Linked DNA regions of Homo sapiens: region 2 is linked to region 1. Evidence: chromatin loops called from intact Hi-C (ENCODE). Cell type or tissue: dorsolateral prefrontal cortex. All regions are shown on one strand. Links, peaks and the distances in the headings refer to the core of each region. The heading gives the core; the rest is flanking DNA. Region 1 overlaps LOC107986309 (a long non-coding RNA gene). Region 2 holds the start of LOC105377402 (a long non-coding RNA gene).

The links. Peaks named below come from ENCODE experiments on the same cell type or tissue, not always from the same donor. Only the 100,000 strongest peaks of a DNase experiment are listed, where the experiment ranks them.
Region 2: it touches region 1 in a loop (4-fold over the local background); 48 of 110 quality-filtered maps call a loop at or near these places.

The regions. Positions count from the first base shown.
Region 1 is chr4:121,455,561-121,471,885 of GRCh38, forward strand. All of the region lies in intron 1 of LOC107986309 (a long non-coding RNA gene), which reads left to right. Among named protein-coding and RNA genes, the nearest start is that of QRFPR, 83 kb to the left of the region's middle. RefSeq lists a silencer at 7,234-7,283. In dorsolateral prefrontal cortex, for the core only: a CTCF peak has its summit at 7,319 (motif pointing right); a DNase peak (open chromatin) is centred at 7,299.
Region 2 is chr4:121,643,371-121,655,735 of GRCh38, forward strand. LOC105377402 (a long non-coding RNA gene) reads right to left here and starts at 7,281. Exons shown (of 3, transcript XR_939167.3): 1 at 7,268-7,281; 2 at 6,221-6,266; 3 at 1-1,248. In dorsolateral prefrontal cortex, for the core only: no CTCF peak of the experiment used is centred there; no DNase peak of the experiment used is centred there.

The DNA.
Region 1 (16,325 bases), core at 4,041-12,040:
ATGGGTGGTGAAGAAAACAGAAAATCTCAGAAAGGAGTCTGGATGATTCTTATGTTTGGGAGGTAGAATTTGAGAGAAAGAAAAAGTTTCCAAAGAAATTCATAATCCTATTTGGAAAAACATATCTGTGAATTAGAATTTTAACAAAACATGACTTGACCCCACAGAGGGTCTTCCTTTTACACCCCCTACATGTTTAATAACATATTACAGAGGCATTAAAAAAGGAACTGGGTGGTAACCTGGGAGAATGAAAACATTGTCTTTAATTCAGGACTTAATGGGTAATTTTTGGCTTAGATTTTCATTATTTTTAAAGTGTTTTCAATAAAGTAATTTTTTTTTGTTTTTTAAAAAAGAGTATTAGATAACTTTAATGTTTCTCACTTTTTTTTCTTTTTTTTGAGACAGGATCTCACTCTGTCACCCAGGCTGGAATGCGGTGGCACAGTCTTGGCTCACTGCAACCTCTGCCTCCTGGGCTCAAGCCATCCTCCTAGCTCAGCCTCCCGAATAGCTGGGACTATAGGCATGCACCACCAGCCTGGCTGAATTTTTTATATTCTTTGTAGATACAGGGTTTTGCCATGTTTCCCAGACTGGCCTCAAACTCCTGGACTTAAGTGATCTGCCTGCCTCACCCTCCCAAAATGCTGGGATTATAGGCGTGAGCCACGGTGTCCGGCCCCACTTTTCTTAACAGTGTTTTTCTAGTTCTGACAGTCATTAGTAAAAGTAAGGTTGACTAAATAATAAGTTAAAAATGAAGTTAATAGAATGGGAAGCTGTTGGGGAGCATTTTATTCCTGCCACTTAAAAATCACTCATCATGATCATAAATTAGCAGGCAGTTACTTATCTCAGTATAGAAAGCTGAGCCTGACAGATTGAGTTGCCTTTTCCCACCCCCCCACTCTTCCCTAGCATATCTACCCATATTCATTGATTTTATGCAAGTTGGCAAGACAGAGGGTAATTATGTCTGTTCCTCAACCTGACGGGACAACAGAGAACCTGCTAGAGAGTGAGAAGAAGCTAACACACTTCCAGGGGGGCTTTTTATCACATTTAGGGTAACCAAGTGCTGCTTAGGGGACTAAATAACCAAATACAAGATGGAATTGAGTAAGGGAGTTTGAGGGGGATCTCCCCACTTCTGCTTTGGGAAGAATAGGTCTCAGGCATCAGTGAAGAGGCAGTGGTGGAGGAGCTAGCTTAAATTTGGCAGCCAGCACAACTGAGACCCAACCTAAAGAAAGTCCCGAGGAGACAGAGGAGGCCTAGGGGATCCGATGGAGTCCTAGGCAGCAGATGGAGGCTAATAAACCAAGGAAATTTACGTCTAGAATGTTAACGTTGGAAGAAAACTGGGGACATTTTGGTTATGTAAAGATAAAGCACTTAAAATAATCTCAGATCCCAGGAAATTGACATTTTTCTCTGAGAGGAATATTGAAGACTTTATAATTTCCCCCTGGCAAACATTAGGCTGCCGATAGTTTTCTTTCTAAGTAAGGAAAGTTTGGATTTTATTCCAACTCAAAGTAGATAAATCTTTATCAAAAGAAAAAAATTAAATAATATAGATAAAAGAAGCAACAGAGAACAATGACAATTTTACCAACTATGGTGGGTAAAATAATTTTCCCTTCATATTGATTCTTATTTATCAGACTTGTAGAATATCAATTTAAATGTGAAAATATAGTGTTCCTTTTATTTCAAAATGTGACTTCATCATTCCTAAAAAAAAGAGAGGTACTCTTGCATTTCAGAAATTAGCATTAATTCCCATCTATTTGCTATGAAAGTAAAGCTTTAATATCCATATTTAACCACCTGCTATTGCATTTGCTTGTCCCAACAGCATTTGCAAACAAAGCCAGAGGTAGCATGGCATAGCAGCCAGAGCACTGGAACAGGAATCATGCCAGCGTCTGGTTATAGCGCAGGTTCTACCAGAGTGACTTTGGGCAAGTTAATTACGCTTTGTGTGTCTGTTTATTCATCTATCACACACCACGGGTGGATTAGAAGAACCTAAAATTCTTCCATATCTTAATGTTTAAAGGCACAGACGCTCTAGTGAGTGGAAAGCATTCAGTGAGTTGACATACTGTGTAATCTACAGAGCAACTCTGCTGGCAAGTGAAACAGCAGGGAAAAAACCTTTAAGCTCAAGGGAACTTCTGAACTGTAATAAAACACGGCGGTGTGCCATCATGAATTTACTCACTTTGTTTTCTAGACCCACTTGGTGATCCACCACATGCCATGTGACACTTTCCTCAGCCATGGGAGGGGGCAACTCTCATGTGTAGCTCTTGCTGACCCTTTAAGAAAACCCATTCCGCAAAGTGGTCTCTTTAGAATCTATCCTTACTGGAACTGTGTGTGACCTCTAAAACGGCTGTGCTGTGAGTATCCCCTGCCCACACCAAACCACTCACTAAATGTAATACTTTGCACACGCTTATATTTATGTGACTGTGTGAGTGAAAGTTAATGTTGTAGGCATTTAATCAGTACCTTTCTGTGGTAGGCAGGGTAACAGCCTACCAAAACGTCTGCATCCGAAAATGTCTGCCTCAAAATTTCTGAAGCCTGTGAATATGTTACCTTACACAGCAGAAGCGACTTTGCAGATGTGATAAGGTTAAGAATCTTGATATGGGAGGGTTAATCTATATTATTTGAGTATGCCCAGTGTAATCACAAGGGTCCTTATAAGATGGAAGAAAGCAGGAGTGGCACAGTCAGAGAAGGAGGTGTGACAACAGAAAGCAGAGATCAGAAATACAGATTTGAAGATGCTACCCTGCTGGCCCTGAAAATGGAGGAAAGGGCCACAAGCCAAAGAGTACAGATGGTCTCTACTAACTGGAAAAGGTGAGAATATGGATTTTCCCCCAGGGCCTCCAGAAATAATGAATGCAGTTTTGCTGACACCTTGATTTTAGTTTCATAAGACCCATTTTGGGCTTCTGACGTTCAGGAGTGTAGATAACAAACTTGTGTTGTTTTAAGCCACTAAGTGTGTGGCAAATTGTGAGAGCAGCAAGAAGAAACTTACACATTCCCTAATAGTGGGTTATCTAATATCCATAGAAATTATACAAATACCTCATCTACTCTCCTCATTTCACAGATAAAAAACAGAAGAATCAATGAGCTCTATCACTCTTCTATACAGTTTAATGAATTTTTCCAAAGCTTAATGTTAGGAACAAATGAAAGCAAGTGTTTTTGCATTAAAGCCTCATAGATAGCTAAACTGTGTGGAGCTGCTGATGGCTCCATATGAGGATGACCCTTAATAATGTGTGTTCTGCTGAGAAATATCCTTTTCTAGATTAATGTTAGAGAGAGAGAGAGAGAGAAATGTAAAGGAGTCTCACTGAAAACAAAAAAGAGCTATTAAAGCAAAATGTGAGCTAAGCCGCTAAGCCTTTTTTTTTTAAAGAGATATTCTCTGTAGTAAGCACATAAAGAAATAAGATTATGGAGAAAAGATACGTGTTCAGGAAGCATGTCACTGATCTTTAAGTAGCATTTGGGAGGAATCAGCTCTGAAATGTGTGCCTTGGATAACCCAGCAGAGGCAACACTTCTAATATTATTTCATCTTGACATGATCTGAGGAGGTTTTTCTGACAATGCTTTTCCAGATGACTGGAATCCTCTGTGGGAACACTATTATCAGGTGAGTGCTCTGCCAGGAGTCTGGGAAAGAGCTGCCTTGGACTTGGGTAATTGCCGTGAAACATTTTCTGAAGATAACTTAAAATGAGTTAAATTCTGTTTTTCTAGAAATAAAAAGCCAATATTAAAACTTTAGATATTAATAAGAAGTTAAATATATCTTACTAAGAGAAAATATTTAGCATATCTGTGCAAAATAGTTCATAGACTATTTAAAAGCCCACCTGTGTCCTGCCAACTTCAGTTAAATTCAAGCTTTCTTATAAGGTCACTTTTCTGTTTTTTTCTTAGACAGGAAAAGGCTAAATCCCAGTTGTGAAAATTCAAAGAGCACACACAGAACTATTGCTTTGGCCTAATTAAGGGAGCTTTATCATAATTATATAGTTTCTAGTCCTAAGAAGCCCAGGATTAAAAGGATTGTTGTTTTTCTTCCACAGTCCTTTTTTTTTTTTTTTTTTTTTAAATAATAGAGTGTGCCCAGGATGTTCTGGAACTCCTGAGCTCAAGGAATCCTCCTGCCTCAGCCTCCCAAAGTGCTGGGATTACAGGTACGAGCCTCCATACCCAGCCTGTAATTTTCCATTTTGCTGTTACTTGCCTTGTGTCTCACTTTCTTTTAACCAGGTTCCAAGGGTAAAATCTCATCACATCTAAATAACTTGGGGCGTGTTGCCTTAACCTCAATTCCTTTATCTGTGAAATAGGGATTATATTAGCACCAATTCCATAGGGTTCTTGTAAGGGTTAAAAAGGATGATTCCAGTAAATTGTTTAGTCTGATTTGATTTTGTATCAGAATGCTGCTATAAGAACACAAAGAATTCCACATATGCATACCCCCAAAATAAATATTTAGAAATATCCCAGAAGTTAGAAGGGATAAGGAAGGACACTATTATTTATGTTTATCAACTATATACCAGCTAAATTGTATGCATATTTTATTTAGTCCTCATATCTAATAAGGCAAAAGTATTAACCCATTTTAGGTAAGAAAATCGAAAGGTTAAGTACGTTGTCCAAGGTCCCAGAGCTAGTAAATAAAGAATGGAAGCTTCAACCCTTGTCTCTCTGATACTAAAGACTTTGATTATTTTTTTTTACCGTGCATCTTCTCAGGGCTACAGTAAAATTGAAGTATGCCCTATTCCAAAAAGGCTAGTACAGAGACGGTTCGAATGTGCCTTCCTTCTCTGAGCTGCATCCTCAAAGCTAAGGTACTGGCAGGAAAAGCAGTGTTATCATATGTTACAGCATTGCTTTGTCTTCTAATGAAGGGCAGCAGTGTCTCAGAAAAAGGAGACTCTTGGTTAAGTTCTGTTATAGGCATTGCTTATTATGCTGAGAAGCTGGAAAGGGTGAGGAAAAAAAGAACTGAAACCACCATGCATCATTTTGTGGACAAGGATCTCATTATTTGGGCAGTGAAATGTTTATATATGACTCCCTGTAAGTAATTAGCAGGTAGAAGAGCCCACCAGGAAGGTGCTTTCCTTTGTCTCGCTGTTGTTTACACTGTCTCTCCAAGGCATTGTTTGTCCTTGAGATATTGGGGTGTGTCTCAGTGCCTGAGAGAGAGACAGGGGGAAGGAGAGGTGGAAATTGGTGCAGGGATGTTACCTACCACAGGAGACCAGGAGTGAATCTGCAAGGCCATGGAAGCAGGCAACGACACATATTGGAGTCCCACCAGCAGAGGACAGAGGCTGCACCTGACCACCAAAGGTGCAGCCCCATGTGTTTTCAAAAGAGGAACCCAGCCTCTGAGAAGGGGGCAGCCATAGATATTGAGTCCCATTGTCCTGGTTAGCAGTAAGGGGAGAGGGAAAGCACCCTAGGAAAAGAATTCTAGGGTGGGAAATAAGGTTTTCCTGTAGTTAGAGAGGATTTATTCTGTGAAACTGAAGAGGAGATTATCTTTTTGAAGAGAGGCAAAGGAGGGGAACCCTAAGACTGTAAAATGGTTATGCCTATGAGAAGACATCCTGGAAGCATTTACCTTTTCCTTTCCCTTGGCTTCTGAGAAAGAATGCTATTTAGCATCAAATGTTAGGTTATTCCCCCCACTGTTGTAATCTCTTCTAGTTATTCTTCAATAGTTACCTGGTAGAATCTGTTTCCTGTGCCAGCCTTGTGTTGGGCAATGGTGCTTTGGAAGTTAATGGACAGTCAGTGGGCATTGTGCCTGCTTATGGGAAGGGTGGTGCACCCTTCCTGTCCTACACTGTCTCCACCAGGGCCCACAGAAGCAGCACAGTTCATTGAGAAGCTCTAGCTTGAGAGAAGCTATAGGGTGACCAGATACCTGAGACTGGCAGGGGCAAGGTGACCTCAGAGATTCACCCTGCAGCCTGCTCTCACTCAAGTGTATATGAGAACCAAACCTTCTTCCCCAAATAACTAGGAACAGATATTCTGGAAACATCACCTGGAAAGAGGTAAATAGACAGGAGCAGAAATATCTGGAGGGAGACTAAATGCACATATTCCATACAAGGATAGACATGTAGTTCAAAAAAATGCTCATTGTGTGAGATTTCTCACTTTCCCACAATGACCTAATTGGTATTTAGAGCTTCTCTGTAGAGTCTTTATTTGAGTTCCCACCCAGAGCTTATGGGCTTGTTTCCGTGGTGTTTCCTAGAGAAAATGATTATCCATTTTCTTCACTACAAAACACTGAGCAGTGTAGTGACTAAGTGTAAGGGCTCTAGCGTTAGATTGCCTGGCGTTACCTCCACATTATTAATTTAGTTGCTATAAGAACTTGGGCAATTTACATAGCCTCTCTGAACCCCAATTTCCTCACCTATACATAGAATTAGTAAAGGTACCTACCCTATAACATTTGTAACAATTAAATTAGAGAATTAATGTAATTTGTAGAGTTGTTGACATATAATAAGTGTTCAGGAAATGATAACCTCTAATTATAATTATTATTTTTGTTTTTAAAGTACTAAGAATCTCTACCTTCTCCTATGGATAACAGTGGGGACTAATGTCCAGCTGTGTCCTTGATGCTGTGCTCATTAGAAGGAGCCGCAGGTTTTAGCTCAGTCATTCTGACCCTTGGCAACATATTAGTGTTGCCTAAAGACCCTGGCCCTGGGCCACTCCTAGACCAATTAAATCAAAACATATGAGGATGGTATCCAGACATCAGCATTTTCAAAGTTCTCCAGATGATCCTAATATGCAGCCATGGTTGAGAACAATTATGTTAGCTCCTTGCTACTCAAAGTGCAATCAGAGAACCAGCAGCTTTGGCATTACTTGGAAGCTTGTTAGAACCATTCAGTTTTGTTCCACCCTCATCCCAAATGGACTGAATTAGTCTGAATTTAACAGGATTCCCAGGCAATTCACATGAACATTAAAGTTTGAGATACAGACACCAGCTAAACATCTCCAGTAATACTCTTAAGCAATTGCTTTTAGCAGCAAGTAATCTCACAAGCAGCAAAATCTCCTGGTGATTTCTTTCAGCAGTTATCTGGTGAGCAGACCCTAAGAATGCATCCTGTCTTGCCTTTGGCACCTTCTCAGTTTGGAAACAATAGCTCACTTCCTCCTTTAGCTCTTAGCATCCCCGCTAGAGGGCACTTGTTCAAAGAGGAACTTGTTCAAAGACCTGTTGCATCTCATAAACAAAGCACGTACTGTTGTATTTCTAGTTGTTTCAACTTCTTTGCACTTTAGTTATTAAGGGTAGATATCCACTGGCACCCTTTGGCTCAGGGATAACTCACTTCTAGAAAAGGCATCTAAAGAATTGCTAGATATAGTCCAACATACCACCAGGCAGTCTCGGAATCAGGTAATTGATTACCTGATTCAGGTACCTGATTCATACAGGGAGAGGACCTCGTAACACATCCCATTTTTTTTTTCTGTGATCAGCCCTTAAGAATAGAAATAAATGGGTAAAAAATGTTCTCGAAACAGACCCAGACATCTCTGTTAGTAGGGGCTCAGTTATAATGCAGTAACAACCAACTCCCAAGACCTCATTTGCACCTTGAGTTTATTTGCTGCCAAGAAGGTTTGGCAGTGGGGCTTTGCTCATCATAGCCACTCAGGTTCCCAGGCTAACCAAGCTTCAACATGAGCCTTATCAATTTCTGAAGCAGTGAAAAGGAAATGACAGTGTCTCAATGAAAATAAAAAGGTTTTGTCTAGAAGTGATACATGTGGCTTTTGTGCTCGTTACATTGTCCTAGCAAGCTACAGGACTAACTTTAAAGAGTGAGAGGGACAGAATCCTTACTCTGTCCCTGTAAGGAAAGAGAATCAGATATAGATGGACATATTTCAATGGACTCCCATTTTCTGTTTCTTTTGAATTCTTTCTTACATTTAAAAAGAAATGCTGATATTTATACTGACACCACAATAAGTAAAGAACAATGGTTCAATTGGACATCTCTTTGTTTCCCTTTCTACCCTAATACTCATCATGTTGATATTTTCTAGTCTTTTAATTCTGTTATTACAAATACATTTCTTATTTTTCTTGGTCTTAGATATTTATTTTATAGATAACAAACTTTATCAGGTAAAATACATTAGGTATTATTCTGTCTTCTCATTCTCCCGGATTTTAATAATCTCTTATTTTAGTACTTCATCAAAAACTATTTTCAGTGAAGGTCTCAGCTGCTGATGCTTTGTATTTCTGAGAATATTTTTTATTATGCTCTGATCTTTGGATGACAGTTTGGACATATCATTCTAAGTTCAGATTTCTTTTCCTTTAATTCTTTGAAAAGACACGATAGTCTTCTTGCTTCCAGTTGTTTATTTTTTTGAATTCTGATAGAAATTTGCTGCTTCTTTCTTTTTTATGCAATCCGCCTTTTCTCTATCAACTTTTAGGATTTTTTGTTTGTCTTTGAGGTCCTAAATTGTACTGTAATTTGTCTAAGTGTGGCTTTTCCTTTATCATCTTCGTCTTTAAATGATCTCTTCAATCTGAGGGTCTGCATCTTATTTTTTTATTCCAGGAAATTTTCTCCATTATGCCTTCAAGTATTACCCCCTCCCCATTTTTATTTCTCCCTCTTTCTGAGATTTCTACTACCCAGATATAAGTACTGCTAAATTTAAAAAATACATATTTTTCTTTCTTTTGTTCCCTCCTTCAAGGAAATTCCCCAAATCTGATCTTTCAATTTATTAATTTGTTTCTTAACTGTATCCATTTTGTTGTATAGCCTGTTCAAGATGTCTTTTACTTCAGATATTGTGATTTTATACCTAATATTTGTGTTTGATCCTTTTTTATGTTTCTTTGTCCTTCTTTCATATTAGTGATGTGTCCCTAATCTCGTCTAGCATTGTTTTTTAGCTTAATTTTAAATTCTTGGTCCATCTGTTTTAATATTTCTGTTTCTGATGGAATTTGTGATCTAATATGTCATATTTGTTTTGAAATAGTTGTAGTTATCAAAAACTTTGTTATTTGGGCCTGTAAATTCATTTTTCTCCAAATTGGGAAATTTTTAAATGGGCTACTGTGTCAGGCAATGTGTCTAAGGAAGCCAAACCTCAGTCCCTCTCAAACACGATAAACTCAGAATGTGCATATTTGTGGAGGAGGTGGCGGGAATGAGCTCTCAGGTGAAGAGCCTCAGCCACCAGAAAAAAAGAAAAACAGCCAATTACTCATCACTCCACAAACAGTTGTTAAGGTCCTGGCTTCATCCTTTGCAGAGGAAACTCATTAGATTGTGTATTATTGGTTTTGAGGTTCAAGGAGGAAGTACCTGCACCAAGTTGATTAACCTACAGTTGTATTTTTTTGCTCCTCTCAAGCACAGGGGTTTTGTTTCCTGATTTTACCACTAGGGCAAAACATGATCCAGTGCAGGTAAGAAGGAAGGCATTGCTGGTCCCATAATAAAGACAGGGTAGAAGCAATAACAGAACTATAACAATTCCCGTGATTTTTGCTGTGACTAGCCCTGTCTGCCTGCCTCTCATCCAACACAATTAATTTAAACTTTCAGTGGGTCACCCCAGGGGCTTCTCACAGTTTTCTACGTTTCATAGTATTTTCCTTCATAGTTCCCTCTGTACTGATTTTGGAGATGGGAGGGCATCAGTTACTAATTCAGCAGCTTGGTTAGAATCTGATGTTAAAATGTAACTATTTTAGCTTTTAATATGTTACCTTTCTATACAGAGTCCCTAACTCTACATTTCTTCATTCTAAGTATTAATAGTAATCTGGAACTATAGCAACATAAAAATGAATACAAAGACAGTAACATTATTTAGATTAAGTAAAAGCTCAGAATTATTAATACAAAATAACCACTATCTACAAAATGATTATGTTTTTCCATCAACCAGATTTGCATTCCATTGAGCCTTAATGGAAAATAATAACTCATCCAAGGGAGCCAGGCAGACAAAAAAAGATTATAGAGAACAAGCAGAACTTAAATTTTAAAAGCACACTTTAAAGAATAGTGCACTTACAATTTGAACAATGAATAAATAATAATGGATTTGGATTAAAACCTAGAGAATAAAATAAATATTCATGACTCATATTTATATAAATAAATAACTAAATAAGTAAATAAGTGGGAGAGAAAGCACAAGTCTTCCTTACAAAAGAGTTCTAAATAATCCATGTGGACGAAATGCAAGCAATAGAAAGTCACTGCTAGAATACCACAGAGAAAAGTACTGCAGGCAAGATCCACTGATGGATGCTAAAATTAGTGGATGAAAATTTATGGAGACAGAGAATATTTATATAATCTCAAAGTATCTCCTTCAAAAATACATATTCACTGTAAGGGAAAAGTGGTAGCTTTATACTAGAGAAAACTGGCAGAAACCATCATAACTGAGTGATCAAGATTAATATATAAATATATATTTTTATAATATAAATAAATGTAAATATAAACATATAAATAATAAATAAATTAATCATCAGTAATAAGACGTATCGACATCATAGAACTCCTGATATGATGCAAAGAGAAACGTCTCTTACCTTTATGGTAATCTTCCTGATAACACATAATCTCAATCTAATCAGGAGAAAACAAACCCAAACAGAAGGACATTCTACATGAAGCATTCACGGAAGGACATTTATCTACATGATAAAATTGCCCAGGTCGTGAAAGACTCAAGTGTCACAGATTGAGGGAAACTAAGAAGACATGACAATTAAATGTAATGTAGGATCCTGGATTGAATCCTGGGATAGAGAAAGTACGTCGTGGAAAATTTGTGAAATTGAAATAAAGTCTATAGCTTAATTGACAGTATCGTAACAATTGTTTTGTGGTTACTTGCAGAGGGCACCATTGACCTCCATATTGAAATGATGATGCCATACACACCAAGAGGGTATGAAAAGGTTTATTACTCACAGAACAAGGCTTTCTAGGGAGAGCAAGGCCGGTGCCCAGATTGGTCTGAAATGGCTTGAGCAAAGGGAGGGGCAAATAGCTTTGATTTTATGATTGTTTGGGATGGGATTGGGGTGAGGGTTCTCCCACAAGGGCTAGGGTTTATATGCAGTTTTATCTCCCCATTGGTGTCAAAGAAAGGTATACTCTGACTTTCTTATTGGCATACACAGATGTTGAGTGAGAGGGAAAAAGGAAAGGGTAGGCTTGAAAGTTGTCAGGATAAGACATCAAAAAATGGAGTTAGACACTTCATGTCATCAGTACTAATTTCTTAGTATTGATAATTGCACTATGGTTATATAAGAAATAGCATTAGGGAAAGCTGGGTAAAGAAAAAACAGGAATTTTCTTTACTAGTTTTTCAACTCTTCTGTAAGTCTAAAGTTATCTCAAAATAAAAAAAAAACTTTTTAAAAGCCATTCCACTTAGAAGAATTATTATATTGCAATATGGACTAGGTTATTTTTATTTTTATTTTTATTTTAAGTTTTGGGGTATGTGTGCAGGATGTGCAGATTTGTTACATATGTAAACATGTGCCATGGTGGTTTGCTGCACCTATCAACCTGTCACCTGGGTATTAAGCACAGCATCCATTAGCTATTTTTCCTAATCCTCTCCCTTCCCCCACCACACCCCTGGACAGGCCCCAGTGTGTGTTGTTCCCCTCCCTGTGTTCGTGTGTTCATTCAGTTCCCACTTATAAGTGAGAAGATGCAGTGTTTGATTTTCTGTTCCTACGTTAGTTTGCTGAGGATAGAATGAGATCATGTCCTTTGCAGGGACATAAATGGAGCTGGAAGTCATTATCCTTAGATATATTTTTTAAAGAATTTTTGGTATAAAAATTTTAAGTTGAATGAAAACCCCAGAGACAGAAAAAATGAAAAGTAGGGAGCTACTTTTCTATCAGGGGGAACCAGCCCCCAGTATTTCAGTGTAGGTCCTTTCTATTTTCCCTAATTGTCAGCCGGTCTGAGAAATAAAGAGAATGAGTACAAAGAGAGGAATTTTACAGCTGGGTCTCCGGGGGTGACATCACATATCAGTAGGTCCGTGATGTCCCCTGAGCCGCAAAACCAGCAGGTTTTTATTAAGGACTTTAAAAGGGGAGGGAGTGTATGAACAGGGAGTAGGTTACAAAGATCACATGCTTTAAAGGGCAATAAATATCACAAGGCAAAGGGCAAAATTAGAATTACTGATGAGGGTCTATGTTCGGCTGTGCACATATGGTCTTGATAAACATCTTAAACAACAGAAAACAGGGTTCAAGAGCAGAGAACCAGTCTGACCTCAAATTCACCAGGGTGGGATCTTTTCCCCTCTCTAATAAGCCTGAGGGTACTGCAGGAGACCAGGGCGTATTTCAGTCCTTATCTCAACCGCATAAGACCGACACTCCCAGAGCAGCCATTTATAGACCCCCCCCCCCCCCCAGGAATGCATTCCTTCCCCAGGGTATTAATTATTAATATTCCTCGCTGGGAAAAGAATTCAGCAATATCTCTCCTACTTGCACGTCCATTTATAGGCCTCTGTAAAAAGAAAAATATGGCTGTATTCTTCCCAACCCTGCAGGCAGTCAGACCTTTGGTTGTCTTCCCTTGTTCCCTAAAATTGCTGTTATTTTGTTCGTTTTCAAAGTGCACTGATTTCATATTGTTCAAACACATGTTTTACAATCAATTTGTACAATAGTGGTCCTCAAGTGATGTACATTCTCAGCTTATGAAGATAACAGGATTAAGAAATTAGAGTAAAGACAGGCATAAGAAATTATGAGTATTAATTTTGGGAACTGATAAATGTCCATGAAATCTTCACAATTTATATTCAGAGATTGCAGTAAAGACAGGTGTAAGAAATTATAAAAGTATTAATTTTGGGAACTGCTAAATGTCCATGAAATCTTCACAATTTATGGTCCTCTGCCACAGCTCCAGCCAGTCCCTCTGTTCGGGGTCCCTGACTTCCCGCAACACCTATCGGCAATTGCTAACCCTCATGTATTAGTTTTCTACTGCTGCTGTAATATGTTACTGTAATATAGACTTAAAAAACACAAATTTATTATCTTACAGTTCTGTAGATCAGAAGTCTGACATGGGTCTCACTGAGCTAAAATCACGGTAGCCCATGGGCTGTGTCCTTCTGGAGGCTACAGGCGGGGAATCTGTTTCCTTGCCTTTTCCAGCTTCTAGAGGCTACACCCATTTCTTGGCTTATAGTCCCCTTCCTCCATCTTCAAAGCCAGCAATTCTCAGACCCTTGTTCTATCATCACATTTCTCTTGGACTCTCCCCACTTCTGTTTTTCTCTTCTACTTTTAAGGACCTTTGTGATTACATTGGCTAGGCCCACACAGATAATCCAGGATAATTTCCCATTTCAAGGTGAGCTAGTTAGCAACTTCAACACCATCTTCAATTTTAATTCCCCTTTTCCATGTGTCCTAAGGTATTCACAGGTTCTGGAGATTAGGATGTGAACATCGTTGGGCACCATTATTCTGCCTATCACACTTCATATTCAAACATGAGTTTTTAATGGTTGTGAGAGAAAAATAAGGCCTTCAGCCTATACAAGGCAGGGAGTTAGACTTGAGCCTCTGCATAAATCCAGTACCTTTAAACACCAGTACAGACTTAGCATAGTGAAAATGTGGGCTAGAAAAGTATCTGCCCCCTGGTATGTGGGGACTTTTTCAAGAAATTGTATATATTTTGACAATTTCTAACAGGAAAGTTACAAGAATTGTGCAAAAAATTCTCATATTCCCCAAATGTTAACATTATACCTTATTTGCATTTTCATTTATTTACATGATTGTATAATTTTTTTTCTGAGGTGTGTTTGAAAGTGTGTCATAGACATGATGCTCCTTTTCTACCAAAGTACTTTTAGTGTGTAACAAGGACATTCTTTTATTAAGCAGAGTACAATTATATAAATTAGGAAATTAATATTGTTACAATAGTCCTACCTAAATTACAGACATCATTAACTTTTCACTAATTGTCCCAAAATTGTCCTATATAGCAATCTGGATCTTGTGTTGCATACAGTTGTCATGGCTCTTCAGTCTTTTAAAATCTGAAATATTTTTTCAGTCTTCATCATTCATGACATTGACATTATTGAAGAATATAGGCCGTTAGTTCATAGCATTCCCTCATTTTGGATTTGTCTGATGTTTCTTCATGATTTGAATCAGATTGTGCATTTTTGGGTAGAAACAGCACAGAAGCGATGTTACAATCTACTCAGTGCATCATACTGTGGCACATGATGTTGATCTGTCCCATTACTATGTTAATTTTCATTGCATATAGTTTTCCATTTGAAATTCATAAGTATTTCATACAGAAATATTTTGAGAATATGTAAATATACTACTTAAATTTTGCCTAATAGTGTTAGCATCCATTGATGATTCTTCTTGGAATTAATTTTTATTTTTATTTTATTTTATTGAAAATTTTTATTTTTATGGTTGCCAACTGGGGATTTCTAATTCTATTATTCCTTCTACATTTATAAGTTGAGCATCTTCTACAAGAAAGGGCTTTCCAATTTTCCCCATTTATCAAATTATTAGTCAATTAATATCAGTATGGATTCATGGATTCTTAGATGGGCTATAATCCTTTACTATTGTTCAGTTTGATGCTCACGTCATTGCAGATTTGGATAGTAGGAATCACTTCAGGGTGCTCCTGTGTCAAAGGGCATTGTTTCATTAAAAATTACTGTTTGGGTCTGAAATTAGGGTGAAAAAAGTTTAAATACAATAGAAAATTCCTCCGAGAAGTACTAAACGGAGCTTTGTCCTCACTTAATACTGAGCTTTAAATTTATAATCCTAGTGTCAAAAAAAACCATCATATGACTTTAACTTCAAGTATGATCCTGGGTTGGTAGCATGTGGGGTTGCTGGTAGAAGCAAAATTATACCCATTCTAAAGAAACAAACCTCAACACTTTCAAGATTCTTACACTTACGAAGAACAGGGACATATGAATCCATAACTCCAAATTATAGAAGCACAAGAAGAACAAACACCAGAGCAAGAAATTACAGAAACAACCACCAATAGTATTAGAATCTCCTTCCCCACCTAGAACTGCAGATATTGAAATTATCAGCCACAGAGTAAAAAGTAGTATATCCCTTTATGTTTAAGGAAGTAAAAAAAATGATTAAGCAAAAAATTACCACCAACAATGCCAGATAACCTTGGAAAAGATCAAACTCCTAGTAATGAAAAAGAGTTGGAGTTATAATCTCAGTTGATAAATAAAAGACTAGGCACAGCTGAAAACAAATTAAGAAATTGGAAAAAAAATTATTAGGCAGCTCATATAGAAAAGGGCTTAGAAAATATGAGTGTTAAAGAGACCTGTAATTTATGATGACAAGTTCTAACATCTTATAATTAAATCAGAAAAATATAGTAGAAAATGAGGAAGAGATAATATTAGAATAAATTAAAAATGAGAAATAAAAAAATACATGATGGTGTGAATCCACAGGGTATGGAAGCAAAACAAAGCTTAAACAAGATAAACACGAATAAACCCAGATCCAGACAAATCACAGTGAAACTGAACACAAAGACAACGCAAAGATTAGAAAGGTGGCTGAAGAGCAAAAGAAATATTATCTGCAAAGGAATAATATAAATAATAGCTAATATTTATTAATTGCTTATATTAGGCATTGTTCTATTCACAATATTAACTTATTTCATCCTATAAACAACACAATGAAAGAAATATAGTGATTATTTTATTTTTTAAATATAATTTTATAATTATGAAACTGCTACCATGTTTGGATTCTTTTTGTCTTCAGTACTCTAATACTCCACAATGATACTTCTAGGTGTAGGATTATTTTCATCCATTTTACTGGACACTCAGTTAATTCTTTCAAAAATGGAGATTTCTGTCCTTCAAGACTTGTGGATTTTAAAAAATTATTTAATTGTTTATTTCCTGTCCTCTATTTCTGTTTCCTATTTTTGACACACCTATAATTTAAACCTTGGAGTTCCTGGATGTATTCTCTAAATTTTTTGTGGGATATTTTACAATGAAATATTCTATATAATTTAAAGTGACACTTATCAACATGGACAAATCTTACAAACACATAGTTAAGTGGAAAATGT
Region 2 (12,365 bases), core at 4,298-12,297, 190 kb after region 1:
AAACCCGAATTTCCAGATGCCATCCAAAGGCCAATCTTTCAAGCAGGCATTTCTAAGACTAGCAGTCCCAAACCTGCTGTGTGAACTCTTTTTTTTACACACTTGTCTTCATATGACAACAATCGTGACTCCATTGAAACTCTTGCTTTGTTCTCTTTATATGAGTGTAGAAATATGTTCTTCTGTTTGTTTTTTAAAAACTCATAAAAACAAAACACCTTTTCCCATTTCCATTTTCTGTGGAAAGGATTTTCTTCTAAGCTCTCCTCTTAACCTCCCCTCTTCCCTTTATTTACACTGGCCCTAGAAAGGTGGAGTCAGTTGGGTTAACTGATTGCTAAATTTGGAAAGAATAACTGAGGGTGTTTGACTCAATTCACCCTTAGGATTGTCCTGGCTTCAGGGAACTCATGTTCCTCTGATATTCCAGGAGTCTGACCCTTCAAAGAGAGGCCTACTGTGCTAGTATTGCTGGCACACTCAATGTTAGCAATATTCAATGTTCAATCAATATTCAATATTAGCAACCCATATGGCAGACCAAGAGCCCTTATCCCAACAGTAAAGATAATTTTTGGACCTCCTCTGCCTTATTTTTTGTTTTAGTTTATTAACTTGATCAGAACCAAGTGGGGAGGGGTGTTTCTGTACATGGAGTCCCTTCAGAGGCTCCAACAAACAACAGGAAGAACTATTTTGAAAATGGTAAAACATTACTTATTAGAGTGGTATTTTTTTCTTTCTCTATATCCTCAATTTTCTAAAATATTATCCTATTACTTTCACAATTTTTAAAAATTATTTTTATAGCCAACTGAAAATTATATGCTCAAAAGTTCTTGCTGTCTTTAAAGTCAGAAAGGAGCTATAGCTGATTCTTACATAACGAAGTCATGGGGAGAACTACCTTTATACATACACACGGTTAAGTTGTGATTTATCTGAGGGCTTTGCAGAATCAACAACTGTGGAAAAGTCACAAGAATCACAGTGAAAATCTCTTAAATCATGATTGCATAAGATAAAGGATATATTTGCTCTAGATGGGTAACTCTGAATTATACAATGTTATGGATAAATGTATAATCTATACAGCAATGTCGAGTATATTTTAAAGAATAAGCATGCAAAATATAATGTTGTAGCTTCTCCAGCAGTTTGCACATTTGAAGTTGAAGCAGATTTTTCGATGTTTATGCCCACCTTAGTTGGCTTTCAATTCCTTTGTACCTCTCTTCAGCAGAAAATCTGAAAGTAAAAACTTTTGTAATTGGGTCACCTTTTTGGTTCAATTTTACAACCAAAAGCCTTTCCAACCTCTTACCTAATGCTTTTTTATTCAGCTTAGTATTTATTAGAGTTCTTAATGTCAAGATTTGATAAAGTTCTCTCTTTCAAGATGCCTATTTTTCTGAGCTTTGCAACAAATTGCTATTTATTCACATGACACCATGTTTCATGAAAAGTGTATTATCATTAAACATTATTAGAATCCGACACTTTGTGGTGGGATGCTCAGGCTATGAGAAGCAAGAGGGAATGGATGTCTCCACCCTCTCTCACTACAGGTAAAGAAATCTGAAGTGCAATGTTATACTAACTACCCAAATTTTCTCTCTCCAATATTTCTCTCGCTTTCTCTCTATCTCTGTCTCTTCATCTCTCTTCTATTCTCTCCCCCCGCCCCAATTACATTTGCATTGGCTAAAGTGTATGGTGCTATTTCCTTAATAGAGTTAGCAGTGGAAGAATTAAACTGCTTTCTTAGGCGGGGTGCAGTGGCTCATGCCTGTAATCCCAGCACTTTGGGAGGCCGAAGCCGGCAGATCACTTAAGGCCAGGAGTTTGAGACCAGCCTGGGCAACATGGTGAAACCCTGTATCTACTAAAAATACCAAAATTATCCAGGTATGGTGGTGCTTCTTACTAGGACTTTCATCCATATGTTTGGTATCACAACTATTTCATACTTTATTTTCTTATGCATTGACAGAATGAAACACAAGATGTGTATTGGTCAGAACTCATGGTTACTATTAGTTTCTTTTAAGATAGTTAAACTAGTTTACCTACCTTAAACAAGTTTCTTTCTTTGTGTCAAGGACACTTTCTTTGTGTCAAATACAGTGTCAAAGATGAAATTACCAGAATATGGGGATAATGAAGTCTAAACAAAAATAAGATAATTATTAAAACATGAAATGGATACCCTTCTCACCTTCCTCTTCACCAGATAATCAGGAAGGTGAATACAGTAAACACCTCTTTGATGGCTACCTATGGAGGTGGGTATCCAACAGCCATGACTGTTCTTAGTAACTTTACTGCACAGCTATAGCTTATTGATGCAGGAATGGTCAGCTAACACAAGCTGGACCACTCAAATACTGTCATTTCCAATATTTGAAATTTTGAACTGAAAGACAGAGACAGGGAATTGTTGGAATGGAGTTATAGTAATGGCAACACATAAGGGATGAAAAATTCATGTATTCCTGCTGCTAAGTTCCCAAAATATACTCAGCTGTTTTCCATCATACTCAAGATTTAGTTGTTATTTCCCCTAATTCTTTGAGATGAATCAGTGTTGGTTGTTCATCCAACAGTCATTTTCTTCCCTACCTCTTCCTTGATAACAGAAGCCCTAATTGGTCATTTGTCTAGGAGTCACTGGGCCCCTTCCCAGACCCAAGGCAGTGAAGTTAAAGCCAGGTATGAAGAGTCTCATTCTCCTTACCACTGATTGGTTTATGCACAGGTACGCTACAGAGCTTGGGATAAAGTCAACTTTGTATCACCCAAGCTTTTTATCATCCCCTTCCCCCCTTATCTGGATATCGTCATATCTGCACATGATTCCTGGAACACCTAGAGGCATCTTAAAGCCACAAGGAGAGACTCGCCAACAGGCTGTGGTTAGAGAGAACAGCTAGACAAAAGGTACCTGAGTCTCTGATTGAGCTACTGAATTAGCCAACTCTGGGACCTCTGGGCTTCTTGTTACTTGAGATAATGAAGGTCCATATTATTTAAGCCAGATGTAATTGTGTTTTTGTTTACTTTGGGGTTAAATAAAACCAAGTGATATATCCAATATACTCACGATCAATTTCTTTTTTATACAAAGTACCTGAGTTTATTTCTGCTACTTGCTACCAAAGACTATAAACCAGTAGATTGTGGAACTGTGTGTTCCAGGTTTTACCAGGCTGCATGAACAAATGAGGTCACCTTTACATTAGTACTCCAAACACTGATGCTCTCACCCCACACCTGCTTGAGTAGCAGAAAATTCCATGTTTTATTTATATGTTTCTCCTTAAAGGTTTTCAAAAATCTCATGGAAATTCTTAGACTTGCTAAAGATTTACTAGTTACTTGTTTGTTTTTCATTATAATTTTATCAAATAAGCATGTGTTACTAAAATTATTATTTTAATTTTGTCTCTTCTTTAAAGTTTATATAAATTAAATCATAATATATGTATTTTATATCTTGATTCTTTTTTCACTCAACAATGTATATGCAAGATTTATTCACATTATTTGGTGGAGCTGGAGTTTATTTCATTGCTGAATATTCCATTAAATGATATGTAATAATTTAATTTATCCATTCTACTCTAGATATAGACATGGGTTATATCCAATATTTTTCTTGAATATTTTCTGTCCATGGTAGAATTACACTGTCTTTAAAACTGTATATTCTATTTTCATCACTTAACATTTTAGCATAAGCGTTTTTGTGTTGTTAAATTCTATTCCTAAAGATTATCTCTAACAGCTGTATAACACTTCATTATGTGTACATACTATAATTTATTTAACCATTTCCCTAGGGTTTTCATTTAGATTGTCTTCAATTATTTGTTACTATGAATAATGTTATAGTGAACATTTTTTACACAGATTTATATCTGCATTTCAAAGCATTTCCTTAGGTCATTTCCAAAAACTAGAATTACCATGTCAAGCAGTATAAATATTTTAAATCAAATTTCCCTGCAGAAGGGTTGGACTCATTTATTCTTTCATGAGGAAGAAATGAGAGTGCCTATTTCACCTCATCCTTACAAGCACTAAATATGCTTGCATGTTGTTCCCTCTCTCTCCTCCCCTCTCTCATCTCCTTCAAGGGTTTTGATACAAACCTTGATCACTACTTGGTCAGGTACCAAAAAAGGACTTTTTATGTATAAGAAATTCTAGATGAATTAGACCTTCAAAAAGAAAAAGCATTCAACAATAATAAATAAAAATATCCCTGGATTTTTAAAGAGAAAAATAGAAGAGGAAGGAGAATAAAACTGTGGCCGAAACTAACTAGACGCTCACCAAACACACGTTCTCTTCTAAGCACACAACAAAATTACATTAACTAGTCTCCCTTACATTTGTGTCTATAACAGAGTTCTAGCTAATGGAAAATGGGGAGAAGTGGTGCATGCCAACAAAACTTCCCATACATCACCCTACTTTCTCCATCTATAGGCTAAATGGAGAAAATTCTAAGGACATAGAGGACAGAGCCATAAAAAGAAAGGAGACTTAGTCCCTAAATGATTACATGAAATTCCCTAAATGATCACATAAAATTCCTCCCATCCAGAAATACTCACACTGAAATGAGTGAGGAATAGATTTGATAAGGTTAAGTGTCTGAGAATTCTGGATTTAGATATTAACAGCAGCTGGAATTGTTTATCTTAACTATCACAAAATATTTATTGAATAATTACTATATTCTAGGTGCTTTGTTAGATGTGTTACTTATGTTTCCCTGTTTAATCATTATAGCAATTTTATGCAGAAGTTCTTATTAGTACCATCTTGAAAATAAGTGATTTTCCCAATTAAAGACAAGTGATTTGCCCAAGAGGGAAGAGTCAGAATTTAAATCTGAGTTCCTCTGATGGCAAAGGCCATGCTCATCACACTATCTCATGCTTGCTGTAAGTGTTTTATATACAGAGGCTGTATAAAACACATAGGGACTATGGTGCATTCATTCAACAATCAATCATTGAATGCACACAGGATCTTTTTTTTTTTACATATGTAATGGGGCCTACATCTTCTCATCTCTAACTTATATCTCTTATAAATATAGAAATTGAAACTTAGTCATTTATATTTAGCTAATGTCATAATAAATTTTTTCATATTTTAAATATCAAGGCCATGTATTTACATGTTTTGAGTAGAGGAAAGTGAGGTGGGGCCATAGAAGGGCAGTAGAGAGATTCCTTCTCGATGATTTTGGGCCTGCATCCCGTTTCCAAGTCCCATGAGGTGCCTGGAATGTGGCAAGGCCTTTGACGCAGTGGCTGATGGAAAGCAATAGGGGATGGGGAATGTTGTAGAGCTGCCTCTTAAGTGAACCACACAGCAAGTCACTACAGTGGACTGTTCAAATCACTATGGCATGTTTTAGGCTGCCTGTGCCTCAATAATAACCTACACAAATTTAGCAATCCTGTTCCTAAAGAGAAAATAATCTGTGAATACACACCTTAAAGCTCCAAATTTACAGAGCAATGTCTATCATCAAAAATTAATTTTAGGTATCTTCCTTTTAATTAGCTTCAGCTAATTAGCTGCTAAACTGTACACTACAGATGCTTCAAATTTGCCCCACAACACTAAGATGAAGACATTTCATGCTATTATCTCTTTTTAAAAATCACATCATGTCAGAATCTAAATTCCTCATCTTTCATATTAATAAAATATTTCCCCAAACTTTATCATGCTTTGTGAGTCACCCCCCCTTCCTCGATATCACAAAAGAAATTGGTGGAGCTTACACAATCTCGTTATATATATATATAAAGGGCTTCTAAGGTAACCAGTTCATCTTTGCTCTCTGAAAAGATACAAGTTTAGATGATTCACTTGAAGGAGCAGCTCCAGAACACTCCCATTCCTCAGTCCCTACTGCCCAAATCAGTGACCACATCAAAGACCTTGCCATCTTCCAGGGTACTTCATGGGAACTGGGACTGGAATACAAACCAATCCCACAGAAAGGGCCCCTCTGTACTCTCCCTGCCATCTCAACCTTAGGGCTCTACCTCACCTTCTCTACTCAAAGCCTGCCTTCCTGCTCAGGGGTAATACTACATAATCCCCTCATCCTACTTCCACTCCTACCACCCAAAACTCATGAACCAGAGACGCTTCTCACGGCTCAAACCTAAGGGAACACAACACCAACCTTTTCTTTCTGGATTTCAGTGAGGAAACGAGATCTTAATTCCTTCCTGGTGAGGATTCAGCAGCAGCAACAACAAAAGAAAAAACAAGAAAGTAATAATAATGATGCTTTCACATATATAAAAACAGAACCTAGCAATACACATTGATAACATAAAACTAGTCATTTTACTTAAGATTATATTTTAATAAAGAGCCACTAGAATCAGGATCTTCTCAGCATCATTCATTAACTACTCAGGAATGGTCTGCTTCATTCATCTCACAGGCAGTCCCACATTTATTATTCAGCAAATGTTTGTCACATGCTTTCTACATGCCAGCCATAGCACTGGAAGCTGGGGATATAAAAATGTCCATGCTTGAGCATTTCCTCTGTCCAGGTGTGCCTTCACAATTATTAACTCATGTTAGTTCTCAATGAAGTGCAACAATATTATCTTCATTTTATACATGAGGAAAACATCAGAGAAATCAAGTAAACTGCTCAGTCATAGAGCTGGTAATTGGTAGAGAAGGGATTCTAACTCAGTTGGTCTGGCTTGAGAGCCATACTCTTTATCAGTACTCTAGTGAGATATATTAGGTATTTCTGTATAGCACCCATATTAGCATAATGATTGCCAGAACACCCCATCCACATCCCCCTACTGAACCCTGGGGTTTCCCATTCCAGCATCCCTTTCCCTAAGACCCACCTAACTCAGATGCATCCCGCCATCCAGGATCCTCCAACCAAAACCCTGATCTGCACTTCCCCAGGGTAGATATAGACCTTTAACACCCTAAACACTAAAAAGATTTTGGTGGGCATTCCCAGCCAATATGTACTGAAAAACACAATTTAATATTTTGAAATGATACAAGCTTAACTACACAGTAAGAAAAACCATTTCATTCAGGCCAGCCGTGGTGGCTCATGCCTGTGATCCTAGCACTTTGGGAGGTCAAGACTGGGGGATCACTTGAGCCTAGGAATTCGAGGCCAGCCTGGGCAACCTCGTCTCTACAAAAAATACAAAAATTAGCTGAGCGTGATGGTACACACCTGTAGTCCAAGCTACTCGGGAGGCTGAGGCAAGAGGATCACTTGAGCCTGGGAGGTCAAGGCTGTGGTGAGCCGTGATTGGACCCCTGCACTCCAGTCTGGGTAACAAAGTAAGACCCTGTCTCAAAAAAAAGGAAATAATTTTGTTCTAAATTTTTAGATATAAATTTATATGAAAGTTTATTGAAGCTGAATCAACATCTCTTCGTTTTCTCCCCCTTTTTTCCCTTTTGTCTTCCTGACATAAGTTTACACTTAATGTAGGTAATCCAGTCCAGCCCAGTCTGGCAAGGTATTTAGGAGGCCCACAGGGGAGGCTGCTCCATTAGACTGAAATTACTTTAAGCTCTTAAGCAGAGATTACTCTTCTCCACAAAAAGAGATGATCCTCAGTAGCAGTGATTATCTGTAATTTCTTGAAGTTCTTATGAACTCTAAAATTCTACGTGGCTCTAGCTGTTATAATCATTGTTTGCTTAGGTTTTTTGTTTTAAAGAAGGAGAAATGAAAATACCATGGCCTTAGTCTTCTGTGGAGTTTTTGGTTTATGTCTGCAAAACATTGTGCTCTGCTTGATGATAAATGTACCCATTATCTTAGTTAGAAAGATAAAGAAATATATTTTTAAAGTTACATGAATCTATTTCTTTACCTCATCAACAAAATTCCTCCTATTACCTCTCTCTCCAATACATATGCTTGAACTTTATGTTAATTAAAATTAGAAATAATTAAAAAAATTACCAAAAAGTATCAGTGTCAACTGCACAAAGGATGCTTTAGGCAGAGAGGAGCATAAGGCTCAGAAATGCTCTTCAAGGACTTATATTCTCTTGGAGGAAAGAGCTGAATAGGATAGTTAAAAGCACTTAGTAATAAATTTCCATCAACTGCAGAATACAGATAAGATATACCACTGAAATATAGAAAAATGAGAGATCTCTTGGCTGAAGTGATTAGGCAAGTTTTAAATATGATATTCAGGTTTGGACAGGACATTAAAACTGAATGGATTTTCGTAGGGAAAAAGATGAGGGGAAGATATTCAGGTAACATACCGGTGAGAGCAAAGTAGAAAAGCAGAAACTGTGGTTAAGAGTATGAATAGCAACTTAACTAGAGTGGATGATCTATGTCAGGAGAGAAGTGAGAGCTAGGACTAGAAAGATGGTTAGGGACATTCTTTGCAGAATGAGGAATTGGGACTTTAGACAGTTGACCATGGGAGCTACCAAAGGTGTTTGGGTTAGTGAAGATATGACGAAAGTGGTGTCTGGAAAGTAAACGGACAAACATGATAGCAGTATTGTCAAGATTTGTTTTCATGGCTGGGCACGGTGGCTCCTGCCTGTAATCCCAGCACTTTAGGAGGCTGAGGATGGTGGATCACAAGGTCAGGAGTTCAAGACCAGCCTGACCAACATGGTGAAACCCCATATCTACTAAAAATACAAAAATTAGCTGGGCGAGTTGTCCAGCACCTCTAATCCCAGCTACTCAGGAGGCTGAGGCAGGAGAGTGGCTTGAACCTGGGAGGCAGAGGTTTCAGTGTGCCGAGATTGTGCCACTGCACTCCAGCCTGGGCAACAGAATAAGACTCTGTCTCAAAAAAAAAAAAAAAAAAAGATTTGTTTTTATTATTGTCCCCCCACCCCAGAACCTTCATAGATATTTTTCCCCTAATTGCCATCCCCTGTAAAATATTAATAGCACAGATAAACTGTATGTCTGTTTATGGACTGTGTGTATATATCTGTACTTTTGATATACAAACATGAAAAGAGTATGATTTTTTCAGCTCCCAATAACCAGTTTTCACCCTCTTATGAGTGACATTGCCCCCACTGAGAATGTGTAGATTGCACAATGTGTAAAATTGGAGGATGTCTTAGTCCATTTGGGTTGCTATAACAGAATACCATAGACTAAGTAGGTTATAAACAACAGAAATTTATTTCTTACAGTGCTAGAGACTGGGATGTCCAAAATCAAAGTGCCAGCAAACATGGTTGCTAGTGTGGGCCTCTTCCCTGGTTCATAAATGGTACTTTCCAACCATGTCTTCAGATAGTGGAAGGGACAAACAAGCTCCCTGGGGCCTGTGAATAAGGGCACTAATCTCATGCGTGAGGCTCCACCTCCCACAAGGTCTCACTTCCTAATATCACCACTTTGGGGGTTAGGATTTTAACATAAATTTGGAGAGACACAAACATTCAGACCATAGCAGAGGGTGATATATCAACAGATGGGAGTAGGAAGTATTTTTGTATTCCACGTAAAAGCCCAAACCAGCACAGGGGATAAAGAAGACAGGGCCTAATGAAAGAAAATAAGTTAGATCAGAGCACAGTTTGGAGGTGGACTGAGCTAACAGCAGGGCAGTCAACCAGGAGAAGGGACAAGGAAGTGTTCTAAAGAGGCAGCCACCTCAGGGTAGGTGCAGGCAGCAGTTTGCACCTGGGTTTCCAGGAGAAGACTATGAGGTCCCAAGAAGGCAGACAGCACCCACTAACTGGGAATCTGAGCTGGCGACTGGGGCCTGAGAGCCATAGTCATCTTGGAGCTGTGGCAGATTCACAAGATTGCCAACTGGCAAGAGGAGAGGTTGACAACAGAAAAACCTGCTAGAAACAGAAGCAAAGCAGAAATTAAGTCCTAGGAGCCCAGGACATAGAAGAGAAGCTCTGATTTGCAGACTAATCTGGGACCCAGAGATGAGCACTCAGACCTGGCCCACAACCCAGGAGGACAACTAGTGATACTTGGTGAAGGAGGTACAGAGGTACAGAGGTGGTTAACCATGACCTTCTTTATGACAGGCTGACTTGGCCTAGTAATAGAAGTAAGGCTGAGTCTTCAAGAAATGAGATATACTGGTCACACAGAGGAATCTAGGCGGTGTTGGCAGAATGGCAGAAGAAGCTGTAAACAGCATGGGCACTTAAGAAGTCATTTCAGAACATTCAGTTCAAGATGGAAGTCTGAGCCATGGACTCAATTAAATGAGAATAATGGGAGTAAAAAACTCACTTGTAAGAGAACAGAAGGAAAGCCATTAGTGCAAGAGAGATGTCATCAAATTTTTGAGAAATGGAAAGCTGAAGAAGTGGTGACTATGAAGCCCTAACCAGAAATACACAGAAAAGAGGCTGCAGATGAAGAGAAAGGCTGTCTCCAAAAACAGACATACAGTTTATCTGTGCTCTTAAAATTTCATGAGGAGTGGCAATTAGGGAAAAAATGTCTATGAATGTTCTGGGGTGGGGGACAATAATGAAAAAAAGTCTGAAAAATACTGCTCTAACATTTGCCAGTTTACTTTCCAGATATCATTTTTGTCATGCCTCCGCTTGCCCAGGAACCTTCAGTAGCTCCCATGGTCAACCGTGTAAAGCCTCAATTCCTCATTCTATAGTTTAAAGCTCTTCCTATTTTGCCCCCAACCAAAGGGGGATGGTGAGTTCTTGCTCTATTAGTTCCCATGAGAGCTGGTTGTTTGAATAGCCTAGCAGCTCCTCCTCTCTCTCTTGTCTGTTCTTTCGTCACGTGACCTCTGCACAAGCCAACTTTCCACCTACTTCTGCCATGAGTGGAAGCAGTCTGAGGCCTTCCCCAAATACAGATGCTAGCACCATGCTTCCTGTACAATCCACAGAATCTTGAGCTAAATAAACCTCTCTTCCTTATCAATTACGCAGCCTCAGGTATTCCTTTATGACCCAAACGGACTAAGACAGCCACCCTCACATGCTGACATTTAGAGGCCCCCAGGATGATGGCTGTGCAACAAGCCTAGAGAGAAATCAATGCAATCAAAGGATGGAGGCTCCAGGAAAAAATTTTCAGGAAGAAAAAAATGTATAAGGTGCCATCAACATTCCATAATGCTTGAATATTACAAACACTTAAGAAACAATAAAGGCAGGTGTCATGAGGGTGGGAGGGACAAGTATACAAGAAGGGGAATGAAATCAGAGAGCACAGCTGGGTTAGATATTAGCCAATTTACCTAAACGTTTTTCTTCCCAGTTACAGAATCAATATACTGACAGAGCACACAAGACTTAATTGGGATCAGAGAATATAAATAGAATCAACCCTAACAATTTCAAAGCAAAATTACAGGTGACGTGTTGGAAGATGAAAAGGAAAGAGAAGAGATGAAGGACATCTCTAGTGCTCTAACCTTTCAAAATGGGGAGATCCTTTCTATAGTTGTTGGAACAAGAAATTAAAATGCAAATATATTATTTAAAGTTGCATAGGTATTGAAAAGAGGAACTGAGAACAGTCAGTAGAAGAGAAAATGAACGGTGAATGGGGTAGATGAGCTTAACCACCATCTATCATGGCAGGAATCCAATAGAAAAACCTGAAAAGAAGGAATGAAGAAATCATAGTTTATGCATATTATTTATAAGTGTGGATAGAACTACCTAGAACAAATAAAAATGGAAAATGATAAAAATGTTAAAAGAGTTTCGCACCATGGGAAATGGAATGGGAGTGGAAAATTGAGAGAATAAGGACTTTTCTTTTTCCCAGGAAGACTTCCACACTATTTAACTTTTTAAACATTTGTATTTATGACTTCAATAAAAATAATAAATTTTCTCTTTAATAAAAATAAGTCATTTGTATAATCCAAATGCAGTAATTGGTTCCAAAAATAGGATAGCAGCAGAAATGGAAAGAAGGGGTAGGTGGAAAAGACAGAATGAAGAAAGAAGTATCCAGGCTTGATCATTAATTTAACACAAAAGACAAACAAAGAGATGATATAAAAATATTCCCAAAGATTTGAATCTGAAGCCTTTTATTCAGAAGGCTCTTAGAGCCACTACTAAAAATAGAAAAATTGGGAGGGCATATCTGTCTGAGGGAAATATGATGAATGTACTTTGAGTCATTCACACATGAGAAGATAATGATAGCAATAAGTGAATTTACATTTTTAAAACATTTATTTATTTCAAATATCAAAACCTAGCTGGCAAATAGATTCTGCAGAAGGGAATCTTTTTTCTTATGTGTGCCTGTGGCTATATATCTCATTATTGCCAGGTAACAACAATGGAGAGAAATGTGCAACATT